Linked DNA regions of Homo sapiens: all the other regions are linked to region 3. A link is a loop called in an ENCODE intact Hi-C map of the cell type or tissue named here. Cell type or tissue: heart right ventricle. All regions are shown on one strand. Region 1 overlaps ITGA11 (integrin subunit alpha 11). Region 2 has its middle 19 kb from the start of CORO2B. Region 3 overlaps CORO2B (coronin 2B). Region 4 has its middle 24 kb from the start of CLN6. Region 5 has its middle 47 kb from the start of MIR4312. Region 6 holds the start of CORO2B (coronin 2B).

Region 1 (5,000 bases), 370 kb after region 3:
GAGACAGAGTCTGGCTCGGTCACCCAGCTGGAGTGCAGTGGCACGATCTCGGCTCACTGCGACCTCCGCCTCCCGGGTTCAAGTGATTCTCCTGCCTCAGCCTCCCAAGTAGTTGGGACTACAGGCGCGTGCCACCACGGCTGGCTAATTTTTTGTATTTTTTTAATAGAGACGGGGTTTCACTGTGTTAGCCAGGATGGTCTCGATCTCCTGACCTTGTGATCCGCCTGCCTTGGCCTCCCAAAGTGCTGAGATTACAGGCGTGAGCCACCATGCCCAGCCCTCTAGTCCTTCTTAAAACAAGTTATCCATTTGCAAACTGCTGATTTCTTTGTGATATCATCCCCATCAACTTTTTATAAAGCATCAGTGATTTCACTGTTCTTTCACTCAAGTTTCACCATAAATTTGATGTTTGTTTTTGCTTCAATTTTAGCAGAATTCATGTTGCTCAGATAGGGGCTCTTTTCAAACTGATGTCTTATCTTTCTTAGTGCCTCAAACTAGATCCTGTTCACATAGGTTACAACAAGTTAATACGAGTTTATTTTGGGGCAAAAAAAGTTTTGGAATCCATGCATAATTTTTCCATAATACACATTTTCCATGAACTTTATGAAGACCCCTTTTATCTGATTCAGGAAGTTCCCTGGGAGTTTTTATCATGAACAGAAGTTGGACTTCCTAAAATACTTTTTCTGCATCTGTTGCAGCGATCATAGAATTTTTTATCTTAATGTGTTTATATGGTGATAGGAAACATTTATAGATTCCCTAATGTTGAACAAAAGTTCTGTCCCTGGAATATATCCAGGCCGGTCACAATGTACAGCTTCAAGTGGAGCATCAGATATACCATCCTTCATTTGTCCTTCAGTCATCCCCTGGCAGACGCAATGCACATGTCCCCCACTCCCAACTTTCTCTTTGTCCCCTGTCCTCTGCCCCTGCCCCCAGGAGCAGAGCCCCAGTCGTTCAAGCAGTGTTGCTGCCCCCTGCTCCCCTAGCCCAGCAGCTCAGCCCTGAGACCCATCTTCTCTTTCAGAATCACAGCAACTCTGATGTCGTCTCCATCAACTGCAATATACGGCTGGTCCCCAACCAGGAAATCAATTTCCATCTACTGGGGAACCTGTGGTTGAGGTCCCTAAAAGCAGTAAGTAGAGCCCCTGGGCTGGGCTGGAAGGAAGAAGGGAAAGGGGGCGGCTGTTGGGATGTCTTCCACCTGGGGCTGCCTGGGGAGGGGACGGGAAGAAAAGCTTCCAAGCCAGCTTCTGACGAGCCCTCTGATTGCACAGCTCAAGTACAAATCCATGAAAATCATGGTCAACGCAGCCTTGCAGAGGCAGTTCCACAGCCCCTTCATCTTCCGTGAGGAGGATCCCAGCCGCCAGGTGAGCCCCTGGGAGCCCTGCAGAACTGGGCTTAGGCCGGACAGCTTGGGAAAGGGTTGGCCGTGCTCCTCTATAGAGTTTTCCTACAACCCCTGGCTGCATGTCCCAGCAGGAGAGAATCAGGCAGACCTGTGGGCTGTTAGGGCAGCCGCTGAAAAGAGGGAAAAAAGCAAGACAAAGCCTCAGGGGCAACACTAGGGAAGGTCCAGAGGTCTGGTGTGAACTGAATTTGTGAAGACCAAAGGATGGGAGATGCCTCGGTATCAGCCTCTGTTAGTTGCGTAAAAGCAGATTGTTACAGATTACACTGGCTTCATCCAGGGTCCAGGAAAGGAGTGAGACTCTGTGAGACCCAACGAGAAGTGAGGTCTTAAAGAAAAGCCCATTCCTGGAAGAAGTGGCAAAGGAAGAAAAAAGAAAAGAAATAAATTTGTAAAAGAAAGCAAGCAAGCAAAGCCCAGTCCTGTGGAAATAGACAGGGCAGCCGGGCGTGGGACGCTGCTGCCCTCCACTGGCCACACCCCAGAAATGCCAGCTTGGGCTCCAGGCAAACATTCCTATTACAGAGGCGGAGTAAGCTCCCAACACCACCCCAGGGAGATGCTGGAGAGCAAAGAGGCGGGGTCAGGAAGCATCCCTTATAAAACAATCCAACAAAAACCAATCACAGCCAGGGCAGGGGGATGCCAGGCAGAGGGGTATCAGGATCCACCTAAGGAGCTTTTTTGTTTGTTCATTCATTTGGCATTTGTTGGGTGTGTCTCCTACGGCTTGGGCCCCAAAGGGGAAACAGAGATAAATTAGGCAGACAGGGAAACAGTGACAATAAATGGGTGAGTGCAGTCTGGGGGTGAGCACAGGCCCGGAGGGGAGCGATTCCGAGCGAGGGACATCCCCGGAAAGCTTTCTGGAGACTGTTTGAACCGAATCTTGAAAGATGCTGCAATGTTCCCAGCATCCAAGAGAGGGAGGTGTGGTACAGGCACCCCCGCTCCCCCACACATACCCTGCTCACACACACAGAGAGAGAGAGAGAGAACCCTTCTTCTCACATTGATGCTTGTCTTTTAGGTGACTTTTCCTTCTTCCACCCCCACTCAACCCCCCAAAAAATTCCTCTATACTCTCTGGATGCCTCACTCCCTTTTTTTTTTTTTTGAGACGGAGTCTTGCTCTGTCACCCAGGCTAGAGTGCGTTGGCAGGATCTCGGCTCACTGCCAGCTCCACCTCCCAGGTTCATGCCATTCTCCTGCCTCAGCCTCCCGGGTAGCAGGTATTACAGGCGCCCGCCACTACGCCTGGCTAATTTTTTTTTTTTTTTTTTAGTAGAGACAGGGTTTCACTGTGTTAGCCAGGATGGTCTCGATCTCCTGACCTCATGATCTGCCCGCCTCGGCTTCCCAAAGTGCTGGGATTACAGGCATGAGCCACCGTGCCCGGCCATGCCTCATTTCTCTTTTAGAAATCCAGCAACCCCAAAATTAAGCCCCTGTATGCTGGGCTGTGTGCTAGGTGCTGGCGCTGGGGAGGCAGAGCCAGGTGCCCGCCTTGAGGGACAGAAAGAGCACACATAAGGGCCCTGCCATTTGCTGGCCCCCAGCTGTGTGCTGAACATGGTGACAGACCTCTCAACACTGTGAGGCACTGTCCCCACCCCCATCTCTCAGGTATGCACACCGAGGCATGTGAGATGAGGCAGGAGGGACAGTGACTTGCCTCAAGTTGAACAGTGAGTCAGTGGCCAAAGGAGGGCTCTGTCTGCTGTTGCAGGTGGTCCATTCACTCCACATGGCTCTGTCTGCTGTTGCAGGTGGTCCATTCACTCCACGTGTTAGCTGAGCTCCTGCTACATTCCCGGCACGGCTCCAGGTTCTGAGGATAGAGCAGGGACAAAACAGACAAAGCCCCCACTCTCCTACAGCTGACATTCCAGGCAGGCAATAAACATAAATATAAACGTTATCAACTGGTGATAAGGGCTACCCAGAAAAAGGCACACATCTAAGGGTGGAGTGCCAGGGGGTGCTGTTTTATACAGGGGAGTTGGGAAAAGCCTCTCCAATAAAGTGACATCAGACAGAGACCATGAGGAAGACAGGAGTGTCTCGTGGCTGCGTGAGGGAAACCCTTGCAGGCAGAGGGAATAGCAATGCCTACAGCAGGCACGCCATGGCATGCATGCTGGAGGCCAGGTGGCTGAAAGCTGGAGTAAAGCAAGAGGGAGCAGGAGGTGAGGTCAGCAAGACAGGTGGGACCCGAGAGGGGAGGGCCTTGCAGGCCAGGGCCAGGACTGCACTTTTTACTTTGAGCTTGAGCAGAGCAGAGCAGAGCATAAGCCTGCCTTCCTCGTTAGAAGGATCCCTCTAGTTGCTATGCTAAGAACAAACTGCAGAGGGGAGGCAGTCGGGCAGCGCTGTAGTCTCCAGAGGAGATGTGAGGGCACTCAGGCCCAGGAGGTGGGAGTGGTGGCCACATTCCAGGTGTTTCCAAGGTAGAATGGACAGACTTTGCTGCTGGGCTCCGTGTGGGTGTGAGAGTTAGGGTCAGTGATGGATACATGGCTTCTGGCCTGAGCAGCGCGGAGGGATAGTGCTGCCATTTGCTTAGGTGAGAAAGAGCTGGAAAGAGCAGGCTTCGGGGGCTGGGGTGTTAAGAGCTTGGTTAGGGGCCTGTTACAGTTGCCAGGCAGGCCAGGAGACAGTCGGTGTGAGCCTGGAATTCAGCGGAGAATCCAGGCGGACGACAGAAATGTGAGAGCAGTCGGCGTGTAGACGGTGATAGCCACAGGACTGAGGGAGCTGGCCTGGGCTTACTTTCTGACCTTCACGCCCTGGCCACTTTTGCCTTTGGGACACCTTCCTCCATAGGAAAAAAGTATTTAAAATTATGGTTTATAACCATGTTGATACAAAGATTAAAAAATGTTATCCAAGCTGGATTCTATTCCATTTTTTCCTCTAATTTTAAAAGAAATGTAAACATTTTCATGGGCTCCTAAAAGTGTTATGGGCCTTGGCACCATGACTACTGTGACTCGTGGGAAAGTCAGCCCTGAGTTCACCCAGGAAGTGACTCTAGAAAAAGAAGAGGTGCAAGGACTGAACCGTGGGAGACACTGACCTTTAGAAGTGCGGGAGGCGATGCGGAGGCAGCAAAGGGAGAAGGAGTAGCCCATGTGGTGGGAGGAGGATCCAGGGAGTGGCGGGGGCCTGAGGCCAAAGGCAGCAAGTGTCTCAAGGAGGCAGGATCACTTGGGCCACTGAACCCAGTGTCGGCTGTTCAGGCAGTGGTCGTCCTGAGGCCTTGGCTGGCCTGTCCACCCATCCCTCTGGTATCCCCCTGAGGAAGAGGATGCAGCTCCCCCACCAGGTGCCAGCTGTCTCCACCCTCCTGCCCCTCCCAGACTGCCACCCCAGCCCCAGAAGAGTAATGCTGTTGGCCCGGCCCCCCTCCCCTTGCAGATCGTGTTTGAGATCTCCAAGCAAGAGGACTGGCAGGTCCCCATCTGGATCATTGTAGGCAGCACCCTGGGGGGCCTCCTACTGCTGGCCCTGCTGGTCCTGGCACTGTGGAAGGTGAGGGCCCTGGCAGGGGAGGGAAGGAGC
Region 2 (5,000 bases), 110 kb after region 3:
CAGGGCCTTTACTCTTTCCTTCAAGGCTTTCCCACCTGCACCCCATAGTCAACCCAGTGCTCAGCACCCAAAGACCCCTCTGTGTAGTCCTGGGGACTCACCAGCCCACTTCTTCCAGACTGGACTGCCCTGACAGACGCCATGGAGGCATGGGAAGGGGTGGCTGGAGGACAACATCATTAAGGCCTTTCTCCTCAGTCCCTGGGCCCCAGTACCCACTGGGTAGGAGCTTGTCCCAGTTGGCCTGCCTTTAGGGTAGAGAAGGGACAAGGCCAGTGGGGGGACAGGGCACTTACAGCCCTCCCCCTACTCATCCACATTCATACGCATGTGTACACACTCACAACACACACTCACGGTCATGCTCACAGGCACCCCTTTACTACTCATTGACATTCCCATGCACAACTACGCACACAGGCTCACCAAGCACACTAGCAGGATAACCATGGCCTCATACTCTCAGACCCACGGAAACATGCTCCGCTCACACAGGCACATGGCCCTGCACATATTTGCATACTTGTCTACACTCTTTCAGTCCTGTACACGATAACAGACAGAGCACAGTCACAACAAATCCTGTACACTCTGCCCACCCTCTCTCAGGCTCTGGGTGTGTGCGTGTTTCTCTGCATGTTTTCCTACTGTTTGTATCTGCATCTCTGTCCATCTTCCACCCTCCCACCCAGCTGTCTGCCTCCCTCCCTGCAGCAAGATTGAGGGAGGAGGGGCAGGCCTGGTTTCCTTGACAACCGGGGACCCTCTACCTGTCCCGCTGGGCCCCAGTTAGCTGGAAGGGGAAGGCGCTGGGAGGCAGTGTTGGCTTGTCCAGGTGCTTGCTCTGAGTGGGGCTGGGGGTGAGGGCAGGGGAGAGTCGGGGAGGGAGGGATGGGTGACCATCTGGACCGGGGAGAGTGAGCTGCAGGCACTGCCCAAACGCTCCAAAATGGCAGATGGGCATCACCGTGCCTGGGAGGAGCTGGGAGGGGGGCCGCCCAGCGTGGCATATGCAGGAGCTCTTCCACTGTCCCAGCCCAGCCCTCTCCCAGCCCCTCCCCCTTATCTCCCGAGCACCCTCAGGCCTGACAGATTCTGGAAAAAAACCCTCTTCAAGCTCCCTTTCCTGGGACCCAACCAGTATTGAGAGGCAAAGTTGTGCTGGGAGCCTGGGGGACGCGGGGTGGAGGGAACATAAATCCCTCAACAACCACCAGAGCTCTATGCTCTCTGTGTGCCATTCCTTTGGGGGAAATATGGCCCCTCCTAAATTCCCATTTTGGATCCTATCCCTGGAGGCGCTAGGGAAAATTACCCGGGCTGTGCCATGGGAAACCCAGAAGAGTGGTGCTAATTTGCACAAGTCCCCACAAGATCGTGAGGAGAGCTGCGGTTCTGCTTCCTCTGGTCCCCTCGGGTTGTGCAGGCTTTTCCCTCGTACAGAATCCACTAGTAAGATCACTGGCTTATGCCTAGCACCCTGCCCTCAAGGTCCTGAAAGCTGGCCCTGAAAGGCAGGAGTCTAGGGAGCACAGCTGGAGAGCGGCCCTGACCAGCAAGGAGCAGAGAGGAGGAAGATGGGTTGTATGTGGAGGACAGTGCTTAGAGAGACAGGAGGCTGCACACTGCCGGCTGCTGGTGTTTCCCTTCAAGAAAGAACCTGCAGGCTGGGCGCGGTGGCTCAGGCCTGTCATCCTAACACTTTGGGAAACGGAGGCAGGAAGATCACTTGAGGCCAGGAGTTCAGGACCAGCCTGGGCAATATATTGAGACCCCGTTTCTACAAAAAAAATTGTCTTTAATTAGCTGGGCATGGTGGCATGCACCTGTAGTCCCAGCTACTCCAGACACTGGGGTGGGAGGATCGCTTGAGCCCAGGAGTTTGAGGCTGCAGTGAGCCATGATTGCACCACTGCACTCCAGCCTGGGTGACAGAGCGAGAACCTGTCTCAGAAGAAAAAAAAAAATAAAGAAAGAAAGAAAAAGAAAAAAAAGAACGAAAAAGAAAAAAGAAAGAGAAAGAAAGGAAGAAAACAATGAATGAACTTGCAGACCAGCTGTAGGGAGCACAGTTAGCAGCCTCCAGCACCTCCTGTCTTTCACATTCAATATCCGGATCTTCCCAGGCAGCCCCCAGCCAATGCCTGAGCACTGCACGGGTGCAAGTGCCCGGCCACGTCATCCCATTGCGGGACTCTTCAAATCGGCAGTCTCCACCGGGATCTCCCTGCTGGGCTGGCAGAGACTTGGTCAGATCTGCATTGCCGTCTGAGGCTCTCCCCGCCAGTCGTCCTTACACAGGTTTAAATCCCCAACAAACTTCTTGCACTCCTAACGCCATCTCAGCGTCTGCTTACCAGAGGACCCCAACCGGCACACATGCCAAGAGCCACACGCCTTGTGCTCTCCGTGCGCGCGCGTTTGCGGGAGACCTGCTGGTCCTGGAGCGCCGCAGCTCCGAGGAAGGATGCGGGCCGCGCCCCCTGGTGGGCACGCCGTGGAGCTGCACGTGGAGCGGTCTCGGGCGCCGCAGCCTCACCGACAGTCCCCCTGGGAGAACCCCAGAGAGCACTGCACCAACCGGAAAACCGGAAACGGAGGCCCAGACAGGGAAAGGGTTAGGGAAAGAAAAAGTCTGGGGGCCTCTTACCATCAGCACGCTTGTTCCGTCTGCTCCCCGTCTGGTCCCTGCAGCTCTTCCAGCGGGCCGGCTTGGCACGGTCAACTTCGCCCTCCCCGCTACCCCCTCACCACCCCGCTGACGCTCCCTTCTCCGTTCCCAGACTCAAGACTGGGGCAGGGATTCTGCTTGTATGAGTGCTCCAAACCATTCAGACGCAAGGGGTCTTCTGACCGCACTTTAAGAACGATTGACCAGAACTTCTAAAATGGATGTCTCGGAGGCTTTTAATTCTCCGGGAATGAGAGAGTCCCAAACTCTCTGAAGGCTGTCTCTCTTCCTGCCAGTGGACGGGGGAATTAACCGGCTGATTATTTTTTCTTATGCAAATGCTCTTTGCAAAACAAAGCCCAGGGTAATTTCTACATCAGATTTTTAATGAAATGCGCTGCCGCTTTGAAGTAGCACTGACGCCACTGAGTCAGGTCTGCTCCCTGCCCCCGTGGGGTGCCGGCCGCTCTCCTGGCAACGCCCAGCCACACTTCGCGCATTTCTAGGTATTTACCCCTCCCAAGCAGGAAGAACGGCGCCTAGCGCGTGGTAGGATCTCCGAACATATTTACTGACTAAAACTGAAGATGGTAAAGTAGGGAAAGACAGACACGCTCATTCCTGCGTGGCCGGCGTGGGTCACCTCTTCACCCACTATCGCATTTTATTTCTCACAACACCTCCCCGCGGTGTGTACTAAGACCTGGAGATGAAGGAACTGAGGCCAGAGAGGGGAAGTAACTTGGCCAATGTTACCCAGCCAGTCAAGGCAGGGCTTTGGCTTGCCCTGAGATCCACCTGGCTCCTTGCACCTCTCCTGCAGCCTCCACAAAGGCCTAGAAAGGAGGTGGGTGACCCCGTGTCCACACTCCCCTATTATATCGCAGACCACATCTGTCTGGAGTCAAGGGGGAGAGAGGCCAGTGCGGTGGCTCATGCTTGTAATCCCAGCACTTTGAGAGACTGGGGTGAGAGACTTGCTTGAGCCCAGGAATTTGAAACCAGCCCGAGCAACAACGTAAGATCTCATTTCTACAAAAAATAATAAGTTACCTGGGGGAATGGTGACGCATGCCTGTGGTCCCAGCTGCTCAGGAGGCTGAGGCAGGAAGGAGGATTTCTTAATCATGGGAGGTCACTGAGGCTGCAGTGAGCTGTGATTGTGCCACTGCACTCCAGCCTGGTTAACAAAGCGAGACCCTGTCTTAAAAAAAAAATGGTGAGGGGGAAGGGAGTTTTTGCTCTCCTCTCCAACCCCACCTTCCCAGCCATTCAGGGTTCCAGCAGGACCCCTGGGCCTGCCAGGCAGGGGCAGCAGCAGACAGCTTCCGGAGAAGCTGGGCTTGGATGTAGAGATGTTTGATGCCTTGGGGGCTCACCAGCCCCGCTGTGTAGTCCTGCAGCGGGTCAGAACACCAACCTCACCTGTCAACTTCTTATCTGCCCTCCGCCAGGCTGGCCCAGCTCACTGACTCAGCCCTACTGAAGCCTCTCTGCCCGCACCCACCCTCCCTGCCATTCCACTGCCAGGCTGCCCTGCCTGCCATTGGGTTAAGGGATCCCCTAACTGTGCCCCAAAGGCCTATCACAGTGCCCAGTGCCCTTCATTTACCTTAAGGTGTGTGTTGTGGCCTTCCGAAGTCTAACTGGACAGACGTAATATATTACCTGGGAGGTGTGGACTATGACCAGGACCTCATGCTGTGTAATGCTGGCAACTCTCATGCCTGTCATTTGCTGCACCCCCTCTTCCCTAACTCCTAAAGGACCATGACTAAGGCTGTGGAGTCCCAGTTAGCGTGGTGCAAACTGATGTCAGGCTGCCTGGGTTTACGTCCTGGCATTGCCACCTTGCAGCTCTGTGACCTTGGGCATTTACTTAACCTCTCTGTGCTTCAAAGGGATAATGAATGGAATGGTTACATATAAAGTGCTTAGCACAGTGTCTGGCCTGTAGTGAGGCCTCACTGCTGCTCTGGTTAGGATGCTGCCCTTCCCTTTGTGAAGCTGGGTATACCCAAGGCATACTTAGGTTTCCATCCCTGCACTGCCATTTTCCAGATGTATGACCTTGGATAGACTGGCCCCTGAACCTCAGCTCTGCCATGACCTTGGATAGACTGGCCGCTGAACCTTGACCTTGTTATGACTTTGGATAGATTGACCCCTTAACCTCAGCCTTGTTATGACCTTGAATACATTGGCCACTGAACCTCAGCTCTGCTATGACCTTGAATAGATTGGCACCAGAACCTCAGCTCTGCTATGACCTTGAATAGATTGGCACCAGAACCTCAGCTCTGCTATGACCTTGGATAGATTGGCCCCT
Region 3 (5,000 bases):
GTGTATGGAGGTGTCTGGCATTTGACGGGTTTAGGCAGCGGTGGTTATCCTTGCAGACCCCTTACCCTCTGGCACCTCAGTCCTGACAGCTGAGGAAGGTGACCTGAAGCTAGATTGGCCCCCGGAAATTAAAGGCTAAGGTGGGCCAGGAGGCAGAAGTCCTGCTTCAATTCAGAATCCTCTGGAGGGTTTGTGCAGCTCATCATGACTCCTATGTCCCTCACCCACAGATGCGGACGCTAGCAGTCATGTTAGCACCACAAGTGTGGGCCACTGCCAGCACACACACGCTAAACTGATTGGATCATAATGGGCATCTAATTCAAGCTGAGCCAATCAGATATCCTTATCTGCCCACACTGTGCCCTTGCACACACAAACACACAGCTGATTGGGCCAGGATGAGCGTCTAACTCAAGCTGAGCCTATCAGATTCCCTGACCACTGTATTTAAATTCAGCCACCCCTCCACCTGCCCACACCCCTGTCCCCTTCCCTAATCAATTTCTCCTCCTAGCATTATTCTATTCTATTCTATATTCTATTCCATTTCTGTTCTATTATTATACTATATTATACCCTATAATCCACTTTATTATCTGTCTCCTCCGCTAGCGTGTAGGCCCCATGAAGGCTGGGGTTTTTGTCTGTTTTGTTCACTGCTGGGTCCCCAGTGCTTCCCACAGTGCCGGGTACAGAGAAGGTGCTCAGTAAAAATTTGTTAAGTGAATAAATTCTCTCTTCCAGGAGGTGGAATTGCAGCTAACATTTACAGAGAACCTACAATGTGTTAATGTTTTCTAAGCACTTTAAATATGTACTAACTTGTTATGATCTCCATGACCTTGGTTTTACAAAAATAGATCTATAAACATCTTATTTGAGTCTCACTACCTCTGTGGAGGAGTTATCATTTCCCTAACTTCAGAGATGAGACAACAGAGGCTCAGAAGGGTTCATGGTCTTGCTCAAGATCACGCAGCAACTAAGTGGCAAAGCTCAAACTAGAATTTACAACTTCACCTCCTACCTCCTCAAGTCCCCATTTCTTTCCAGACACAGGATACCCCTCCTCTGCCTAGAAGATGCTATTCCTGCCCTCAGAGGCTTTACTTTCCCTGGGAAGGTGAGCTAGAGGAAGAGACAGCTCCAAAGGCCCAAGCAGAGGCTGAACTGACCGAGGAAAGGGAATTGACACAGCTTGTTTCCTGTCCTCAAAGTTACTGTGAAATCCTCATGAATGACTGACAGCAAAATGGGAGGCAGCTGCCGCAAGGGGAATTCCAGAGCATGCTGAAGCGGGGTACAAACATTCCAATTCATGCTGGACTAGAAGTATTTTCGCCATCATGGCTGCCTTCTTCAGATTACCTTCTGCTCTATTTCCCAATTTCAGTGTGGCTCACGGAGCTGAGAACAATACTGTAGTTCCAGCCTGTGGTCTGACCAGTACAAAAGGAAGGGGGAAGAGTTCCTCTTTCTTCTTGCCTAAGTCTTTTTGCCTTATAAAAGAATCTCTGACTCTCTAGCTGACTGATACCTGAAGTTCTACTATTAGGGATTCATTCCTTTCGTGCTCCACCTTGCTGCTCTCAAAATAAAATAAAAATACCCCTAAAGAGAGTGTAGTGGGAGATAATATTGGTCACTGTGGACTCATTCTGAATAAGCTTTGAGAATATTCCTGAAGGCAGGTCTGAGGGAAAAGAGCATGAGGGCACTGGTGGAAAGGCTGGAGGGAGAAAGAGGGAATAAGGTAGTTGGGATCAGGGCAAACTCTTACTCCAACCCTGCCTGGTGAGGTCATGGAGCACTGCTGAGTTTGATGTTCTTCGCGTGTGCTCCACGGAGAAGCCACTGCCCACGAGCCTTTCTCTGGCGGTCAGGGCCCCTACTCTTCCACCCCACCGCCAGTGCAAGTCCAGTTTGGGGAGGGCACTTGCTTGAGGTCACCCAGTGAGTAAGAGGGTGATGGCTGTGCCAGGCCACACCCAGGTTTGCAGACACCCAGGCCAGTGCCCCATCCCACCTGTCAGTTCTGGAGACCTTGCTCACAGGAAGGGGCAGCAGGGTCACCTGAAGACCCAGGGCACACAATCACCTGGGGCATTCGCTGGCTTCAGTCCCGAGTTACAGACACTGGCGGGCATTCTGATGGCCTCGTCTGTCTTCCGGGCACATGTGTGCAGAGAATATATACTACCCACCGTCCCGAAGCCCCCAGCAGGGAGCTCTCAGACCCCAAAGGGTTGCTTCTTCTCTGGAAAGCCTCGCCTAGCCAGAGGGCAGCATCGTGGCCAAGCAGGAAAGCTGTGCTACCAGCATTCCACCAGCAGAGGGCGGTGGCTGCGCTACTCTCAGCCACATCCAAGCTCTTAGACTCTGTGGGAGGGAACTGAGCCGACCAGGACCCGAGACACACACGCAGCCTCTCTCCCGCTCCCAGTCAACCCCAGCTCACAACTGTGCCCATCACTTAGAAAATTCTTCATAATGAGATGAAAATCCGCCTCCTTCTAACTTTTGCCATAAGCTCCTACTGCTGCTTCTGGGTCCACCGAAAAAGTCAACCCTTCTTTTATTTGTCAGCTCTTGGGAGCTGGAGTCCCTTTCCTAGTTAGTCACCCACGGTGCTGTGGGTCTTAGCGGGACACTGTCCTTTTTTTTTTTTTTTTTTTTTTTAGACGGAGTCTCGCTCTGTTGCCCAGGCTGGAGTGCAGTGGCGCCATCTCGGCTCACTGCAAACTCTGTCTCCCCCGTTCAGGTGATTCTCCTGCCTCAGCCTCCTGAGTAGCTGGGATTACAGGCGCATGCCACCACGCCTGGCTAATTTTTGTATTTTTAGTAGAAACGGGGTTTCACTATGTTGGCCAGCTGGTCTCGAACTCCTGACCTTAAGTGATTCGCCTGCCTTGGCCTCCTAAAGTGCTGGGATTACAGGCATGTGCCACGGAGCCCGGCCAAGACACTTTCCTTTTTTAAGAAAATTTTATTTTATTGAGACAGTGTCTCACTCTGTGTGCCCAGGCCAGAGTACAGTGGCATGATCATAGTTTACTGCAGCCTCGACTGTCCAGTCTCAAGCAATTCTCCTACCTCAGCCTCCCAAGTAGCCGGACTCAGGCATGCTTGGCTAATTTTTTATTTTTTTCATTTGAGAGACAGGGTTGCCCAGGCTGGTTTGGAACTCCTGGGCTCAAGCAATCCTCCCACCTCAGCCTTCCAAAATGCTGGTATCATAGACGTGAGCCATTGTGCCCGACCTCCTCTTTCTTTCTCATCTTTAAGAGATTGATGGATCCCAATCAATTCTGAGGCTCCTTCCAACTCTGACATTCCAAATGACACCCCTTTCAGTTACTGCTGAAGGGCAGAAGAGGGCAGACTCTGCACTTCCACCACCCACCTACCGGCTTAGGTTTCCAGCACTCACAGTGGCCCCCATTCACCACCCCTGTAAGCTACAACTTGTTTGTAGACCCTTTCCCTGGGGGTGTGGGTTCTCCTGCCTGCTATGTCCTCACATCCACCTGCACCTGATCTCATCTTCAACCCATACCCCACACCCTGGTACCCCCCATTAGGCGCATCTGATCCAAACTGTGATGTGAGGGGCTGCTCTAAGGTCGCCGAGCTCACATTATGTGGCTCTCACATCCCACCTGCAGTCCCTGGCCACTTGGTGGGGGTGGGGAGGGGCAGGCTCATGGGGTGGCAGGTCCCTGCCTCATAACCTAAGGGGCCTGGTTTGCTGCCTGATGTATCTCCTCCCTCTCCACCTCTCCCTAGGCCACTCCATCCCAGAACAGGATTCTTCCTGGTTCTAGAGGCACCATTTCTTCACTTCCAAAGCTGAGCCACTGTATCACTTGCAGTCTCTTTTGAGAGTCAGATGAATTCACTGTCCTCAGACATTTCTGTTTTAACTTCAAAAATGATGTGTATTATACTTGGCTCACGTCTGTAATCCCAGCACTTTGGAAGGCCGAGATAAGAGAATTGCTAGAGTCCAGGAGTTCAAGATCAGCCTGGGCAACATAGTGAGACCCCATCTGTACACACACAAAAATTAGCCAGGCATGGTGGTGCACATCTATGTCCCGGCTGTTATACAAACATTCTATGTACTTGGCTCATGCCTGTAATCCCAGCACTTTGGGAGGCTGAGGTGGGAGGATCACTTGATTCCAGGAGACTGAGGCTGCAGTGAGCTATGATTGTACCACTGCACCCCAGCCTGGGCGACAGAGTGAGATTCTGTCTCAAAAAATTTTTAAAAACCAGAAAATTATGCATACTCAAAGAAGATGACTTGAAAAACACCAAAAAAGTACACACACACACACACACACACACACCTCCCGATTACCAAGTTGCTCAGGGATAGTTGCTGTTACTTTAGATATAAATCTTCCCCATGCTGCACTCAGCGAACAAGTGGAGTGGGATCTTTTCACCCCGGTTCACTATTCCTGTGGGCCCCATCATGCTCTCAAGGGCTTCCAAAAAAGCTGGGCACAGTCAGAACTTTGGGAGCTTATGGATAGCCCCTGACTGCCCCTTAGAACACACCTTTCCCTGTTAAGCACTTTAACCCTGGGATGGTCTCCTGTAATCTCACCTCCTAGTATACATGCCTTGTGTAGTCCCCTCCCATATTGCACCAGGGTTGGTCTGTGTTACTAATAGAATGTGGCCAGGGTTACACAAGATTCCAGTTTCTGCCTGGGCTCTCTTGCTCTCACCTGGATCACCACTCAGAGGAGGCCAGCTGCCATGAGTGAGAACACTTAGCCTATGGAGAGACCAGGTGTGAGGGACTGAGGTCTCTGGCCAACAGCCTGCAAGGAAGTGAGGCCTCCTGCCAATAGCTGCAAGAATGAGCTTGGAAGTGTATATTCCCCAGTCGAGCCTTCAGATGACTGCAGCCCTGGCCGACAGCTTTAACGCAACCAAATGAGACCCTGAACCAGAACTACCCAGCCACATTTTGGGGTAAT
Region 4 (5,000 bases), 420 kb after region 3:
AAACAAGAAAGAAAAAGTAAAAAGAAACAGGTGAAATGAATTGAAGTATTTCATTTAACCAAACATATACAAAATATTGTTTCTTTTATTTTCCCAAGCCAAACTGTATCCAGCTTTATTAAAGATACTCTCCATAAACAATCATGGCATTTCAGGCAGGGCATGGGCAAACAATAGTTAACATATGCAGTGACTTTCAAACTCCCTTCTTCAAAGGACTACCAAAAATCAGAAAGCCACTATAAAACCCAAATGAAGTCCTCATCTGATGCTCTGAACAGGGAAAGTTTAGAGTGAGGTTGATAGTTCATGTTTAGCATGTTGTTTAACAATGTTTCATGAGCTGACCCTGACTTTCAGGAAGTGAAATGAAAATGGCAGAATTTATCTGAAGATCCACAATCTAGAAACAGAACCACTGCTTTTTTGAGGGGTTCCATCTCAGTGGCATCACTGGAAAGGCTAGATTGCCTGACACACCAGTAACCAATTATTGGGGGGGGTCAGGTCCAACAGGTGTCTGGGTTTAAGGGAGTTAAATCTATGCTGAAAGGTGGAAAGGGAGAAGAGGACATAGAAAGGAATTTGTTTTTCCGTCCCACGAGGCTTTTGTGCCAAGGGACCTTGTGTGTCAAAGTCAGGGAATCCCCCTTCCTGGGAGCCAAGGGCAAGTCTCCCAAAACTAGAAGGGAAAAGGGTTTTCCCCACATCAACCTAGCTTCGGAGACATTCTGTTAGTGACATATGCCCCTTTCCCAAAAAACACAGTGAAGTGTTCTGTGTGCTAACAACATAGCTTAAAAAAAAGGTAAAACAAAATTCTGCATTTTTGTAAAACTTGATAAAAAATAGCATTTCAAACTGTACAGTCACCAGAAGTACACAGTTATCAAAAATGCACACACTTCACTTGGCATCTGCAGCACCTTCAGCTTTCTGTGTCTGGTCTGTTTGGGCATCTCCATTTTCTGCAGGGTTATTCCCCTCCTTGCCAGCTTCAGCTTTTCCCTTTTCCCTTTTGGTACCTTCTCTCCCTTCTTTGCAGGGGCCTTTTTAGGTTTGGGCTCTGGCTTTGGAGGAGCAGGTTTAGCAGAAAACCTCGTGGATCTTCTCTGTGGTTTGTCCTTCATCTTGGTTTTATCTCCTTTAGCATCACCTTCAGCCTTTCTCCTGGGCACGGTGGTGGCGGCAACGGCGGCGGGACATAGGCGCTGGGAGCGTGGCTTTGATCTGTCCTGGGGTCGTTCTCACCTCTTTTTCACACTGCTCAAAATATTATCATTTCAACATGTAATCAACATTAAAATTTATTAAGAGACATTTGACCTTTTTTCATACTAAGTCTTCAAACTCCAGTGTGTATTTCATACTTACAGCACATCTTATTTCAAGTGCTCCCTTGCCACGTGTGTCTAGTGCTATGGTAGCAGACAGGGCAAGTCTAGAGAGTGAAGCTGCAAGTGGGTGGCTCACCACCATCCAACTTAAGAACGAGAACATTACCTGCTCATGCATCCACCTGTATGCTCCCTATGCCCCTTTCGTATCGTGCTCTCTCTCCTCACCAGAGATAATACTGGCTTGAATTTCATGTCGACCATTTTCTTGATTTTTAAAAAAATATGTAGTTTTGGCCGGGCGCGGTGGCTCACGCCTGTAATCCCAGCACTTTGGGAGGCCGAGACGGGCGGATCACGAGGTCAGGAGATCGAGACCATCCTGGCTAACACGGTGAAACCCCATCTCTACTAAAAATACAAAAAAAATTAGCCGGGCGCGGTGGTGGGCGCCTGTAGTCCCAGCTGCTCGGGAGGCTGAGGCAGGAGATTGGCGTGAACCCGGGAGGCGGAGCTTGCAGTGAGCCACTGCAAGCGGAGTTTGCGCCACTGCACTCCAGCCTGGGCGACAGAGCGAGACTCTGTCTCAAAAAAAAAAAAAAATGTAGTTTTATCATAGGCATAGGTATTACCAAAGAAGATATTGTTTAGTTTACTTGAGATTTATAGAAGTTAGACTTTATGCTGTTTGTGTGTCGCCACTGGTGGCATAATATCGGCGGCTAAAAAAGAAGTATCTGCCGACATTTGTGTCACTGTCACATCAATCACATCATGTGAACAAGCTATTTGGCACCAGACTTTCTGTGAGTGATTTTGATGACTATTGCATTGCTATTTTAACATTGATTGTTACTAAATTTTAAGTATTACTTTATATATTGCAATAGTGTCATCAGACATTATTAAACAGTGGTTCTAATGCTAGTGGTGAAAAACACAGCTCCAAAATGTTAGACATAAAAGTGCAAGTTAGATGTGTCAATTGCCATGAGGGACTGTCCTCCCGCTCCATGTTATTAATTTAGGAATGAATGCCTTGGGAAATATTGGAACATTCTGAGAAATAAAACTCAGCATTCAAACAGAAACACTTCTAAGTTTGCAAAAATAGTTACATAACCAGGCAGAAAGAAAGGAAAAATAAAAACAAAAAACCCGGTCACGTGGCTGCAAGATCCATGCCACAGTGATGTACGCCTGAGATGCTGTGGTTGTGCATTTAAACACTCTGAGCACATCAAGCCCTATTTTATATGTATCCGCATGGGGAAATTAGAATGCTGCTAGAAAGCTATTAGGTACATGTCCATTTACACCAGCCTTTCCCATTCAGGATTTATTTCACTAAGGTGCTAGCCTGCCATGTAGTGGCGAAAGAGGGAAACTACAGCTCTCTTAAAAACTATAGTATTTGATACATCAAAAGAACAAATGCAACATGAAATGAAGACTTAGAAACTCGCCATTCAACTTAAGAACTAGAACACTGCCTATTCATGCATCCACCTGTATTCCCCTTTCCTGTCTTGCTCTACCTCCTCACCAGAGGTAATACTAGCTTGAGTTTCAGATTGACTATATTCTTGATTTTTAAAAATATGTAGTTTTATCATAGGCATAGATATAACTAAACAAGATATTGTTTAGTTTACTTGTTTGAGCTTTATGCAAGTTTGACTTTATTTAGTTTTCCACAGTTTGCCTTTTTCATACATTATATTTGACCAGGTTGATGTGTGTAGCTATAGTACATGCACTCTGTGAATATATCACTATTTTTCCATTTTCCTATCAGTAGACATTTGGTAGACCCCAATTTTTGGTAAATAGTACTGCACTGAATATTGTTATGCTTGTGCAAGAACTTCCCTGCAATATATCCAGTTCAATTTTACAAAATATTGCCAAAGTGTTTTTCAAGATTGTACCAATTTACACAATATTGGTGGTATAAAAGAGGTTCCACTGATACATATCTTCACCAGTACTTGCTACTAAATTTGTTAATTTTTGCCAATAGAGTTGGAATAAAATGCTTATTGTGGCATTTATTTATATTTACCTGATTGTCAATGAGGTTGAGCATCTTTTCATGTTTGTTGGTAATTTATGCTTCCTTTTTTGGTAAAGTGCCTATTCATGTATTTTGCTCATCTTCCTACTGGTTTGTCTTTTTCTTATTTTAAGATTCACACAAGACCGGGTGTGGTGGCTCACGCCTGTAATCCCAGCACTTTGGGAGGGCAAGATGGGTGGATAACCTGAGGTTGGGAGTTCAAAACGAGCCAGACCAACATGGAGAAACACTATCTCTACTAAAAATACAAAATTAGCTGGGCGTGGTGGTGCCTGCCTGTACATCCCAGCTACTCGGGAGGCTGAGGCAGGAGAATCGCTTGAACCCGGAAGGCGGAGGTTGCGGTGAGCCGAGATCACGCCACTGCACTCTAGCCTGGGCGACAGACCAAGACTCCGTCTCAAAAAAAAAAAAAAAAAAAAAAAAGATTCACACATACACACACACACATACACACGCACATGCTAGATCTTTTTGTCAGTTCTACATGTCACAAATACCTTCTTCCAGTTTTGCATTTTTGCAGTTAACAACCTTGCTGGACTCTCTTATTAATTCTAATAATTTGTCTGAACATTCTTTTGAGGTTTTCTATATATGCAATTATATTACCTACAAATAATGACAGTACTGTTTTCTGTCTTACCCTTCACCTTATTGACTAGAAGGGGTGATAGCAGACATCTTTGCCTTATTCTGTTTGTTTGTTTGTTTGTTTTGAGACAGTGTCTCACTGTGTCACCCAGGCTGGAGTGCAGTGGGGCGATCTTGGTTCACTGCAACCTCCAACCCCCAGGCTCAAGCGATTCTTCTGCCTCAGCCTCCCAAGTAGCTGGGATTACAGGTGTGCACCACCATATCCAGCTAATTTTTGTATTTTCTGTAGAGAAGGGGTTTTGCCATGTTGCTCAGCCTGGTCTCGACCTCCTGAGCTCAATCCATCCACCCGCCTCTGCCTCCCAAAGTGCTGGGATTACAGGTGTGAGCCACTGCGCCTGACCTTGTCTTAGTCTGCTCTTAATGGAACAATGTTTACAGTGATCTACCATTAAGAATGATGAAGATTATAGGCTTTTTAAAAATAACCTTTAACAATAGGAAGTTTCATTTTATTTCGGCTTTACTAAGAGCTTTTGTCATAAATGGATGTTAACTTTTACTGAATGCCTTTACTATATCTATTGAGATAATTATATAACTTTTCTCCTTTAATCCATTTAATGTGATGGACTAAAGTTATGGATTTGATGTTAGAGTATAAGAATGATTTACATTCTTATACTCTTTGGATAAATCCAGCTTAGCCATCATAAATTGTCTTTATTACATAATGTTGGATTCAGTTTCTTAATATTTTGTTTATAGTATTTACATCCATGTTCATCAGAGATTCTGGTCTGTTATTTCCTTTCTCATACAGTCCTTGATTAGTTTTATATTAAGTTTATACTAACCTCATACAGAGTTAAGAAGTATGCTTCTTTTGATATTCTTTGTAAGAGTTAGTATAAAATTAGAATACAAATACAGTCCCCAACTTATGATTTTTTTACTTTATGGTGATTTGAAAGTAGTTCACATTC
Region 5 (5,000 bases), 81 kb before region 3:
TATTGCTCTGTATTGGTACAAAGAGAGCTTTTCCTTTTTTTTTTTTTTTTTAAAAAAAATGGCTATATAGTAATCCATTGTGTGGATGAGCCATAAATTATTTAACCAGTATCCTGTTAGTTTCCAGTCTGTTGCTGTTACAAACAATACCACAACGAATAACTTTGTAGACATGTCATTTTGCAAGTCTGCTGGTGTATCTGCAAGATAAATTCCCAGAATTGTCACTGCTGGGTCAAAGAGTATACATCTTTGAAATTTTGGCAGGTACACTAAGCTCAAGTTTTAACTTGCAAGGCCACTTCAAACTAAAGAAATCATGGATCAAGAATGTTTGGGCCAGGCACGGTGGCTCACACCTGTAATCCCAGCACTTTGGGAGGCCGAGGCAGACGGCAACCAGAGGTCAGGAGTTCAAGACCAGCCTGACCAACATGATGAAACCCCATCTCTACTAAAAATACAAAATTAGCCAGGCATGGTGGTGCGCCACCTGTAGTCCCAGCTACCTGGGAGGCTGAGGCTGGAGAATCACTTGAACCTGGGAGGCAGAGGTTGCAGTGAGCAGAGATCGCACCACTGCACTCCAGCCCAGGTTACAGAGAGAGACTCCATCTCAAAAAGAAAAAAAAAAAACAACAAAAAAAAGGATGTTTGAAAAGGATGGGCCTGATGAGAAGAATCCCACCCAAAGAACTCCATTGCTTCTGGGGAAGAGAGACTGTTCTCAAGAAAGGAGGAGAATCACTGAAAAATGAAGGATTGATCTTTGGAGAAAGTCGTTTGAAATCATATAAAGGGAATTTTCAAGGAATCAGTTTCCTACCAGGAAAACTGAGAAGAGAGAGGATAAAGCTTCATCTTCCAATAAAGAATTTCTGTGCTGCTGAAGTTGTCAGCAGGAAGTGTCTATTTCAGTACACCTGACCCTCTAAGGACAAAGTTGTTGCACCTTCTAGTTTCAAACTCTGGATAAAGTTTCTATCTGAGGAATCCTAATTTTCCAAGCTTCTTTTCCTTTTTATCATCCTTTCCCTAATTTCTGAGGTATTCAGCCTGCCTTCCTCCTTCACCTTAGCATATTATTGCTCCCATTCTTTTGCTGAGTTTTCTGGAGTATGAGCCATTTGGAAATCTTTCTTAGGAAAAAGATTCTTGGTTCTGCCTTCTTTCTCGTTTATCTTAAAATGTGATGTTTGTTGTGTCTTGGGGACCCTGTTTTATCATCCTATTACTCACCTTCCCATTTATTACTTTTCCCAGATGTCTTACTGGTGTCTGGGAGGGGTTTCCTGAGCTGATATGGTTCCTGAGCCTAACTCAATTTGTCCAGAAGCCAAAGGAATCTGCAGTCTCTGGCCATCGTTGGAGTCCCTAAGTTTTAAGCTATATCCAGGGCTTTACAGCAAAAAGTGATTGAATTTATCATCTTCTTTCAGCCCTTTTCTGGCAGTGCTCATCCTTGCTGGTAGATATTTACTACTGGTGCTTGGTGGTTGTGCTTCTTTTCCTTTTTCCTCTCCTTTTCTTTATTTTCCTAAACCAAAACACTGTATTTTTATTTTTGTAGAGACAGGGTCTTGCTATGGTGCCCAGGGTAGTCTCAAACTCCTGGCCTCAAGCAATCCTCCTGCCTTGACCTCCCAAAATGCTGAGATTACAGGTATGAGCCACTGCACCTGGCCAACATTGTCTTGATTTTCTTCTGCTTTATAGAACTATTCTAAACATTTATTCTTTTAAAAAAAATTTCTGCTTTCTTTTAATATAAATATTTTTCTTTTTTGAGATGGGATCTCACCATGTTGCCCAGGCTGGTCTTGAACTGGCTGAGCTCAAGCAATCTGCTGGCCTCGGTCTCCCAATGTGCTGGGATTACAGGTGTGAGCCACCCACGTGGCCGAAAACATCTATTCTTTTCAGCTGCTCTTCTCTCACAATGAAAGAGGGGCAAACATGGATCTTGGAAGAAGCCTGTATTCTGGTTTTGTGTCATCTCAAGAAGATACTTGTAGTTGGGGCGTCTCATTGGGCACTCCTCAGGGCTTGCCACCTCCCCAGCGGGTGGGACATCCTGCCCTGTCTTCTTTCTCCTTTCTCCTTTCTCCACAGCCCTGGCATACTGCTGCAAAGCTCCGCAACGCCTTTGCTCAGGAAGCTCCCCGTGCAGGTTCTCATCAAGGATGTCTGCCTCCCCTGCTACAAACAGGAACGAAAACACTACTTCCTGGATTGCGTCTTTACATAAATATGTAATTTCCCAGTAACATCACTTCCTGGAGTCCAGCTTCTCATCGGTCTCGGGAACCTACAGTTTCCCTACTCAGTTTTGTCCTTGTCACCAACAGGTTATTTGGAAGTCATCTTGTGGCTTTAGTCCCTGATTATTGCTTCCTCTGTTGTTTCACCTCTGATAGCCTCTTGATGGGGCCACGAGAATGAATCATTAAGACTACTGCAGCCGGGCGCGGTGGCTCACTCCTGTAATCCCAGCACTTTGGGAGGCTGAGGCGGGTGGATCATTTGAGGTCAGGAGTTTGAGACCAGCCTGGCCAACATGGTGAAACCCGTCTCTACTAAAAATACAAAAATTAGCCGGGCGTAGTGGTGGGCCCTTGTAATCCCAGCTACTCAGGAGGCTGAGGCAGGAGAATCTCTTGAACCTGGGAGGTGGAGGTTGCAGTGAGCCAAGATTGCACCACTGCACTCCAGCCTGGGCAACAGAGCAAGACTCCGTCTCAAAAAAAAAAAAAACAAAAAAAGAGGAAAAAACCCCAAAACTACCGCAAAGCAGCTTTTTACCCCAACAAAATGTTTTCAGCTTAGTCCTGTTGAAGGGCAATCAGCCTTCCATCCTGTTCTTTAGTGATATATCATCTCTCTCTTTCTCTCTCCTGCTTCCCCAAGCCTATATTTAGAAAATGCATAAAACACAGATTAGAGAATACCTGTGCATCTACCAGCCAGCTTAAGAAATAAAGCCTGACCAATACAATTGAAGCCTCTTTATAATTCACAATCACAATCACTCACACTTTCCTCCCAGATAACACTATTCTTATGGTTCATGCATTTTTTTCTTATTTAATTTTAATAGTGTATGTTATAGATAACTTTTATTTATTATTTTTATTTTCTTATATTTATTTATTTATTTTTTTATTTTTAATTTTTTTGAGATGGAGTCTCGCTCTGTTCCCCAGGCTGGAGTGCAGTGGCGCAATCTCTGCTCACTGCAAGCTCTGCCTCCCGGGTTCATGCCATTCTCCTGCCTCAGCTTCCCGAGTAGCTGGGACTACAGGCGCCCGCCACCACGCCTGGCTAATTTTTTGTATTTTTAGTAGAGATGGGATTTCACTGTGTTAGCCAAGATGGTCTCGATCTTATGACCTCGTGATCTGCCTGCCTCGGCCTCCCAAAGTGCTGGCATTACAGGTGTGAGCCACCATGCCCGGCCAGATAACTCATATATTATTTATAAAGAATAAGTAGCACAGTGAACTATAACCCAGGTCAACATTTAGAGCATTACCAAGAACTATTTCCCTTTGAGATCCCCTTCTGTTCCTTTCTCCTACCCCCCTCTAACTATCCTAAATATTTGAGTTTTTTCTTTGTTTTTAAAATACATAGTTCTTATATGTATGCTAAATGGTATGTTGTTTAATGTTGCTTGGTTTTGAGCTCTATAAAAATTCTATCCTGGAATTGTTTGAACCCGGGAGGCAGAGGTGGCAGTGAGCCGAGATGGCGCCACTGCACTCCAGTCTGGACGACAGAGAGAGACTCCGTCTCCAAAAAAAAAAAAAATTCTATCCTGCACTCTTTTACCCTTCAACATTATGATTCTTCCAAGAAGTTGCATGTAGCTGTACATTATTTATTTTCACTGCTGTATAATATGCTGTAATTTATCTATTCTCTGGTCGATGAACATTTAAGTTGCTTCCGTGTTTTTTAAAATTAGAAACATTGCTTCAATGAACAATCTTGTACATGCTTCCTGGTGCATATGTGCAAGAGTTTTGGCAGTTCATACAATGAGGAATGGGTCTACAATGGCAGTTCTCAAACTTTGACGCCTAGGCGCGGTGGCTCACGGCTGTAATCCCAGCACTTTGGGAGGCTGAGGCGGGTGGACCACTAGCCTGGGCGACAGAGTGAGGCTCCATCTCAAAAAAAAACAAACAAAAAAACCCCACAAAACTTTTCTGTCTATCAGAATCTCCTGGAAGGCCAATAGGGAATACAAAGAGCTCACTGAAGTGGCCCAGAACCTGGGCCTATTTCTGTTTTTAACCAATTTTCATAGGCGATTCTGAATCACACCAAAGTACAAGAACCACTGCCTAGAGTTTGGAAATGTTGGCCTTTACATGAAAACGACTAATTATTTTGTAAGTGATTGTACCAATTTATACTCCCACCAGCAGTGCATTAAAGTAACTGCTCAGTCACATTCTTTTTTTTTTTTTTTTCTTTTTTTCGAGATGCAGTTTTGCTCTTGTTGCCCAGGCTGGAGTGCAACGGCGCGATCTCAGCTCACTGCAACCTCTGCCCCAGGCTGGAGTGCAATGGCGCGATCTCGGCTCACTGCAACCTCTGCCTCTCGGGTTCAAGTGGTTCCCCTGCCTCAGCCTCCCAAGTAGCTGGGATTACAGGCGCCCACCACCACGTCTGGCTAATTTTTTGTATTTTTAGTAGAGACGGAGTTTCACCATGTTGACCATGGCTGGTCTCGAACTCCTGACCTCAGGCGATCCACCTCGGCCTCCCAAAGTGCTGGGATTACAGGCGTGAGCCAACGGGCCTGGCCAGTATTGATTCTTAATTTCTTTTTCTAATTATTTGCGGCATTTTAAAAAGTACTGGCTGGGTGTGGTGGCACACGCCTATAATCTCAGCACTTTGGGAGGCCCGAGGTGGGTGGATCACTTGAGCCCAGTGGTTCCAGACTAGCCTGGCCAACATGGTGAAACCCCATCTCTACTAAAAATACA
Region 6 (5,000 bases), 96 kb after region 3:
TAGCCAGAGCTGAGGAAGCCCCTGCACCCTCAAGTTCATCTTCTCACAATGCTCCCAAGTCCCAGAACCAGGGCCAATGGCAAAGTTTGGAGTTGGGCCCAAGAATCCGCACAAACATTCAGTCTTGGGGCAGACCTCAGGAGGGCAAGGGTAGGCCCTGGCTTACCAGAAGGAGCCAAAACCACCCCACCTCCATCACTTGCACCCCAACCCTCCATCTGGCCCCACTGCTCTGACCCTCCATCTGACCCCACTCTGGGCTGCCGGTCCCACTTTGGCCTCCAGCTCCCCAATTCTGGGACCCAGCTGGGCAGCTGGAAAGGGTGGAGTCTGGCCCTTGAATGGACGGCCAAGCCCGAGGCCACCGCCAGACTGTGAGCTCAGTACCCAGACAGATCTCTCTGAAGAGTGTGGGTTCACACCCTTGATGTTATTGGTTCTTTAACAGCCTGTCACAACCCAGGACCCATATTATCACCCTCACAGCACACAAGAAGAAACTGAGGCCCAAAGTGGACCCCTCCCCGACCAAGGTCATCCAGGGGATCTGGGATAGAGCTGGGATTGAACTCAGGTCTCCCTGGTCCCTTGACCCTGGCACTTTCCACTGCCCCATCATCTTTCCTCTTAACTCTTTCCTCCCTACAACTAGGAAGCCCCTGAAGTCTCTCCAATAAACGTGGGCCCCTATGACAAGGCCCAACAATCATCCTCCAATATGGGGGCTGCCAAGATGCCCACCTTTGCTTCCCCTGTCACATTCCCTCCCCACATCTTCAAGCCAACCACCTGGACCTGCCCTGTCTCTGGTAGCGGCTCCCGGGACTGGGCAGCGCCTTCTGCACAGAGTGGCTTTGGAGTGGAGCCAGCGCTCCCGGCATGGGCGGCAGAGGCTGGCAGGTGGGGTGGGGTTTCCCCTCCGCTGGCCTCCTCGGGGCGGCAGGCCCATCCCCACACCCACTGCTCAGCACCAGCCCCTGCCAGCGACGCTTCCCGCCGCGCACTCCCTGGAGGGACACCGCTAGCCGCCCAGCCCAGCTCTCCAGGGGTTAAAAATGCAGCATCCCAAACAAGGGTTAAAAATGCAGTCCCGGGGTTGGGCCGGGCGCGGAGGGATGTTGGCCAAACCGCCGGGGCTGCCAGAGCGGCATCCTCCCCCTGGCCTCCGCAGTCCTTGGGGGCCGGAGTGACTCGAGCGGATCCGGCAGCAAGAGAGGCGCGCGCCGCACCTTCCCGGCACCGGCGCCCCCTCCCCACACCCACACCCCCGCGCCCCCCGCAGCCTAGCCCGGGGGATGCAGGCGCCGGCGGGTCCCGGGCGCGGCGGGCGAGCGGCGCTTACCTTTGTGACAGTCATGCAGAAACTCCGCGGCGGAGCGGGGGCGCGGGCGCGGCGTGCGGGGGCGGCGGCGGCGGCCCGGGGCGGCGGCGGAAGGGGGTCCGGCAGCTCCCGGCTCGCTCCCCGCGCCCCGCCGGCGGCTCGGCCGAGCCTGGGGGCTGCGCTCCGGGCGGGCAGCGCGCAGGGACCGCTCGTCGGCGCTCGCCCGCCGCTCGTCGCTGATGTCAGCCCCGAATGTGCATTTATAATAGATGAGCCTCCTTCGCCGCAGGAAGGCGAGGCAGGAAGAAAGGGAGAGAGGGAGAGGGCCCGGGCTGGGGGGCGGGGGGAGGAAGAGGGGCCGGGAACTCGCTACAAAGGAGGAGGCGGAGGGAGGAGGAGGAGGAAGCGCAGCCCGCCAGCGGCCGTGCCCCGAGCCTCCCGCTCGATCGCCGGCCGCCGGGCACCGCTGCTCCCGGAGTCCGGACGGGCGCCCGGGTCCGCGGCCTTAACCCCTTCGGGCCTGCGGACGCCACGCGGCTGGGCGAGGCTGGCTCCCGGCACCTGCCGGCTGGGAGAACGGGCGGCGCCCCGGGCTCTCGGGTGTCCCGCTGGCCCGGGGACGCTGGTGAAGTCACAGGCTGGACGGCCGAGGCGCTGCGCGGGCAAAGAAGGCGGTCGGGTTCGCCCCCTGGAGGCTCGCAAAGTCGGCCCGTGGGCCGTGAGTGTGGCGCGGCGGGCTGGGAGGGGCGTGGCAGCCGCAAGCCCGGGAGCCCTGCCCGCACCCCCACCTCGCGCTGGCCCGGGGCACAGGGTGGCCAGACGGATTTGTGTAAGCACTCTTTCGAATCTAATTCCCGCCGCGATGACTTGCCCGAAGGCCGCCTTAGTGAGTTTTGCAGAGGAGGAAACTGACGATCAGAGTGGGACGGACGTGGGAAGTGACTTAGACCACAGCACAGGACCTGCCTGCCCGAGCCGTTCCTCCCGCTCTTTCCACTCGGCCGCTAGCTCCCTAAGGAACCTCTTGTTATAGAAGCTGCCCTGCCCTAGGACTGTCTACACTACCACTGAGTGCCGCTCTACTGGTGGAGTGATAACACAGGTGCGTCCTGTGTGTTGATCCAATCCTGACTCGGGGCACAGTGTGTCCTGGAGCTGCTGCGGAGATTTGAGGGACAGTCACCTGAAGGTGACCTCGCAAGTCTTGAGAAAGGAGTCTCCCTCCCAAGCACCTGAGCAGAACCGGTTTCCGCAGATACAGAACCGCGGAGAGGGTGGAGGGGAGGAGTTAGCAGAGGTGGAAGCAGAGGGGTTCTCCAAGCAGGACAGCCTGGCAAGCCCGGAAGTGCTGGCTTCCTGCTCCACGGTAATTACCGGTGCAATTCACCTGGACAGCGAAGGCAACGTCATATATGAGCACCTGCTCTGTGGAAAGTGCTGGGGGAACAGAGAGGAGATGGGATGCCTGCCTTCCGGGAGACCAGTGTCTAGATTGGAGCAATAATAATAGAGTAACCAGCCTCCAGGAAGTGCTTTGTGGGTCATTGTGCAATTTTTTTTTTTTTTTTTTTTTTGAGACCGGAGTAGTCTCACTCTGTCGCCCAGGCTGGAGTGCAGTGGCGCGATCTCGGCTCACTGCAACCTCCGCCTCCTGGATTCAAGCGATTCTTCTGCCTCAGCCCCCCGAGGATCTGGGACTACAGGAACGCGCTACCACGCCCGGCTAATTTTTTATTTTTATTAGAGACGGGGTTTCACCGTATTGGCCAGGCTGGTCTCGAACTCCTGACCTCGTGATCCACCCGCCTCGGCCTCCCAAAGTGCTGGGATTACAGACATGAGCAACCGCCCCCGGCCCTGCCATTTTTAACCACATTTTCTTGGGAGTCCTAAATGCAACAGTGTGAGGAAAGAATTACCGTCCCCATTTTGCTGATGAGTAAACGGATTTAGAGAAGGGAAGGGAATTGCCCAAGAGCACACAGTGACAGAGCGAGGACTTGAATGAAAGTCTTCTTAAATCAAGCTCAGCATTGTGCTTTGAATCCGTGAACTGCAGGGTCCATTCCTACTTGCTGCCTTATTTGAGTTTCACAGGTGTCTTAGGACATAGGTAGGCAGCTATTCGTTCCCCAGGGGAGTTCCAGGGACTTACTAAATCTCTTGGGTAGCAGATGTGCTGCAGACCTCAGGCGTCTCCTCTGTGCAAAACCCTTCCTAAGGCATCTTCCCACGTTGCTTGCCTGCCAGGAATGCTCTCTTATTCTTCTGCACTAACTCAAACGCATCCCACCTCTCACGGCACCACCTCCTTGCCACCTCTCCTGACAACTCCAGCCCAATGGCTCTCCCTGTTGCATTTAGTTCTGAGGGTCTGGTCTCATTTTCATGAGCCTCTGAGCACAGAGGCATGCCTTCTCTCACTGTGTACCCCTGGGCACATAGTAGGAGCTTAGCAAATATTTAATGCCACCAAGAACAAATCAAGCAAAATATACCTTTAACCTGCAGCAGAGGAAATTTAAATTAGGCCCATGAAAGCATTTCCCACCAGCGAGCTGTCCAGCATTGGAAGAGTCAGATTCCCTGTCTCAGCTGTCTTGGGCAGGTCAGCCTCTAGCCAGAAGGATGGAGCTCAAGACCTTTCCAGGGCCCTTCCAGCCCTAGGACCCCATCGGAAACCTTTAAAGGGCAACTCAAGGACACCAGTCACCCTGCACCCATGGCTGTGACTTGTCTGTCCACTTTTATATCTTACAGAGATTTCAAATCCCAGATTGTCATCCTGAGCTCCCAGCATGCCTCTTGGCACCTTTCCCGCCATCCGCCGTTGTTGTGGGCTCTGAGAATGAGACAAGTACTTAATAGCAGCTTGAGCCAAATGTAATTAGGAACATCAATCTGCTGCCCCCAACCCATGTGATGTTCTCCAAAGGCAGAAGGAAAATGTTTCTGATCCCTCCTGTGCTGCTGGCTCACCTCTTCTGTCACATCTCCCCAGGCAGAAGGGAGGTCTAGAAAAGCAAGGGCAAACTCAGACAATGCCACATCCCCTTGTGCCCAGTCACGGCCTCTGCATGTAGGAGATACTGAGAAATACATGCATTTTCTTTCTTTCTTTCTTTTTTTTTTTTTTTTTTTTTTTTGCGACGTAGTCTCACTCTGTCACCCAGGCTGAAGTGCAATGGCGTGGTCTTGGCTCACTGCAACTTCTGCCTCTCGGGTTCAAGCGATTCTCCCACCTCCACCTCCTGAGTAGCTGGGACTACAGGTGCCCGCCACCCCACCTGACTAATTTTTGTATTTTTAGTAGAGATGGGGTTTCACTATGTTGGCCAGGCTGGTCTCGAACTCCTGACCTTGTGACCTGCCCGCCTCGGCCTCCCAAAGTGTTGGGATTACAGGTGTGAGCCACCACACCCAGCCAATACATGCATTTTATATGTGCGATTGTTAACACCACAACACTACTCATCCTGGGTCTCCAGTAACATAGCCCATCTTAGTTTGGGTTTCCTCCAAAGCAAAGCCTGAGAGAGGTGTTGGATGCAGGTGATTTAATTGGAAGGTGATCACAGGAGTGGAAGATTGGGGCAGTGGAGGTGGGGAGTAGTGCGGTTGAGAAGGAGCAAAGGTGAATACACCAGTATAAAGGTGTATTCTCACTGGGCGCGTTGGC

What was found. Peaks named below come from ENCODE experiments on the same cell type or tissue, not always from the same donor. Only the 100,000 strongest peaks of a DNase experiment are listed, where the experiment ranks them.
Region 1: it touches region 3 in a loop (3-fold over the local background); 40 of 110 quality-filtered maps call a loop at or near these places.
Region 2: a loop joins it to region 3, with 8 times the contacts of the local background. A loop is called at or near these places in 103 of 110 quality-filtered maps.
Region 4: it touches region 3 in a loop (8-fold over the local background); 23 of 110 quality-filtered maps call a loop at or near these places.
Region 5: it touches region 3 in a loop (4-fold over the local background); 2 of 110 quality-filtered maps call a loop at or near these places.
Region 6: it touches region 3 in a loop (6-fold over the local background); 60 of 110 quality-filtered maps call a loop at or near these places.

Annotation. Positions count from the first base shown.
Region 1 is chr15:68,303,742-68,308,741 of GRCh38, reverse strand. ITGA11 (integrin subunit alpha 11) reads left to right here. Exons shown (of 30, transcript NM_001004439.2): 27 at 1,046-1,156; 28 at 1,299-1,394; 29 at 4,857-4,970. Among named protein-coding and RNA genes, the nearest start is that of FEM1B, 28 kb to the right of the region's middle. RefSeq lists a silencer at 1,860-1,949. In heart right ventricle, a CTCF peak has its summit at 1,908 (motif pointing left); a DNase peak (open chromatin) is centred at 1,931.
Region 2 is chr15:68,557,264-68,562,263 of GRCh38, reverse strand. It overlaps a transcript of CORO2B not described here. Among named protein-coding and RNA genes, the nearest start is that of CORO2B, 19 kb to the left of the region's middle. In heart right ventricle, CTCF peaks have their summits at 2,279 and 2,490 (motif pointing left); DNase peaks (open chromatin) are centred at 2,493 and 3,343; H3K4me3 peaks cover 1,294 bases; H3K27ac peaks cover 704 bases; H3K27me3 peaks cover 412 bases.
Region 3 is chr15:68,671,518-68,676,517 of GRCh38, reverse strand. All of the region lies in intron 2 of CORO2B (coronin 2B), which reads right to left. Among named protein-coding and RNA genes, the nearest start is that of CORO2B, 95 kb to the right of the region's middle. RefSeq lists enhancers at 2,455-2,504, 2,079-2,579. In heart right ventricle, CTCF peaks have their summits at 2,316 (motif pointing right) and 3,387 (motif pointing right); a DNase peak (open chromatin) is centred at 2,327; H3K27ac peaks cover 1,513 bases.
Region 4 is chr15:68,250,811-68,255,810 of GRCh38, reverse strand. It overlaps a transcript of CLN6 not described here and the pseudogene HMGN2P40. Among named protein-coding and RNA genes, the nearest start is that of CLN6, 24 kb to the right of the region's middle. In heart right ventricle, CTCF peaks have their summits at 2,512 and 2,716; no DNase peak of the experiment used is centred here.
Region 5 is chr15:68,752,228-68,757,227 of GRCh38, reverse strand. No RefSeq gene overlaps it. Among named protein-coding and RNA genes, the nearest start is that of MIR4312, 47 kb to the left of the region's middle. In heart right ventricle, a CTCF peak has its summit at 2,415; no DNase peak of the experiment used is centred here; H3K4me3 peaks cover 616 bases; H3K27ac peaks cover 1,437 bases.
Region 6 is chr15:68,575,620-68,580,619 of GRCh38, reverse strand. It overlaps CORO2B (coronin 2B), which reads right to left and starts at 1,627. Exons shown (of 12, transcript NM_006091.5): 1 at 1,343-1,627. The coding sequence starts at 1,357. RefSeq lists an enhancer at 572-1,439. In heart right ventricle, CTCF peaks have their summits at 1,805 and 2,019 (motif pointing left); DNase peaks (open chromatin) are centred at 371, 1,038 and 2,109; H3K4me3 peaks cover 3,037 bases; H3K27ac peaks cover 2,748 bases.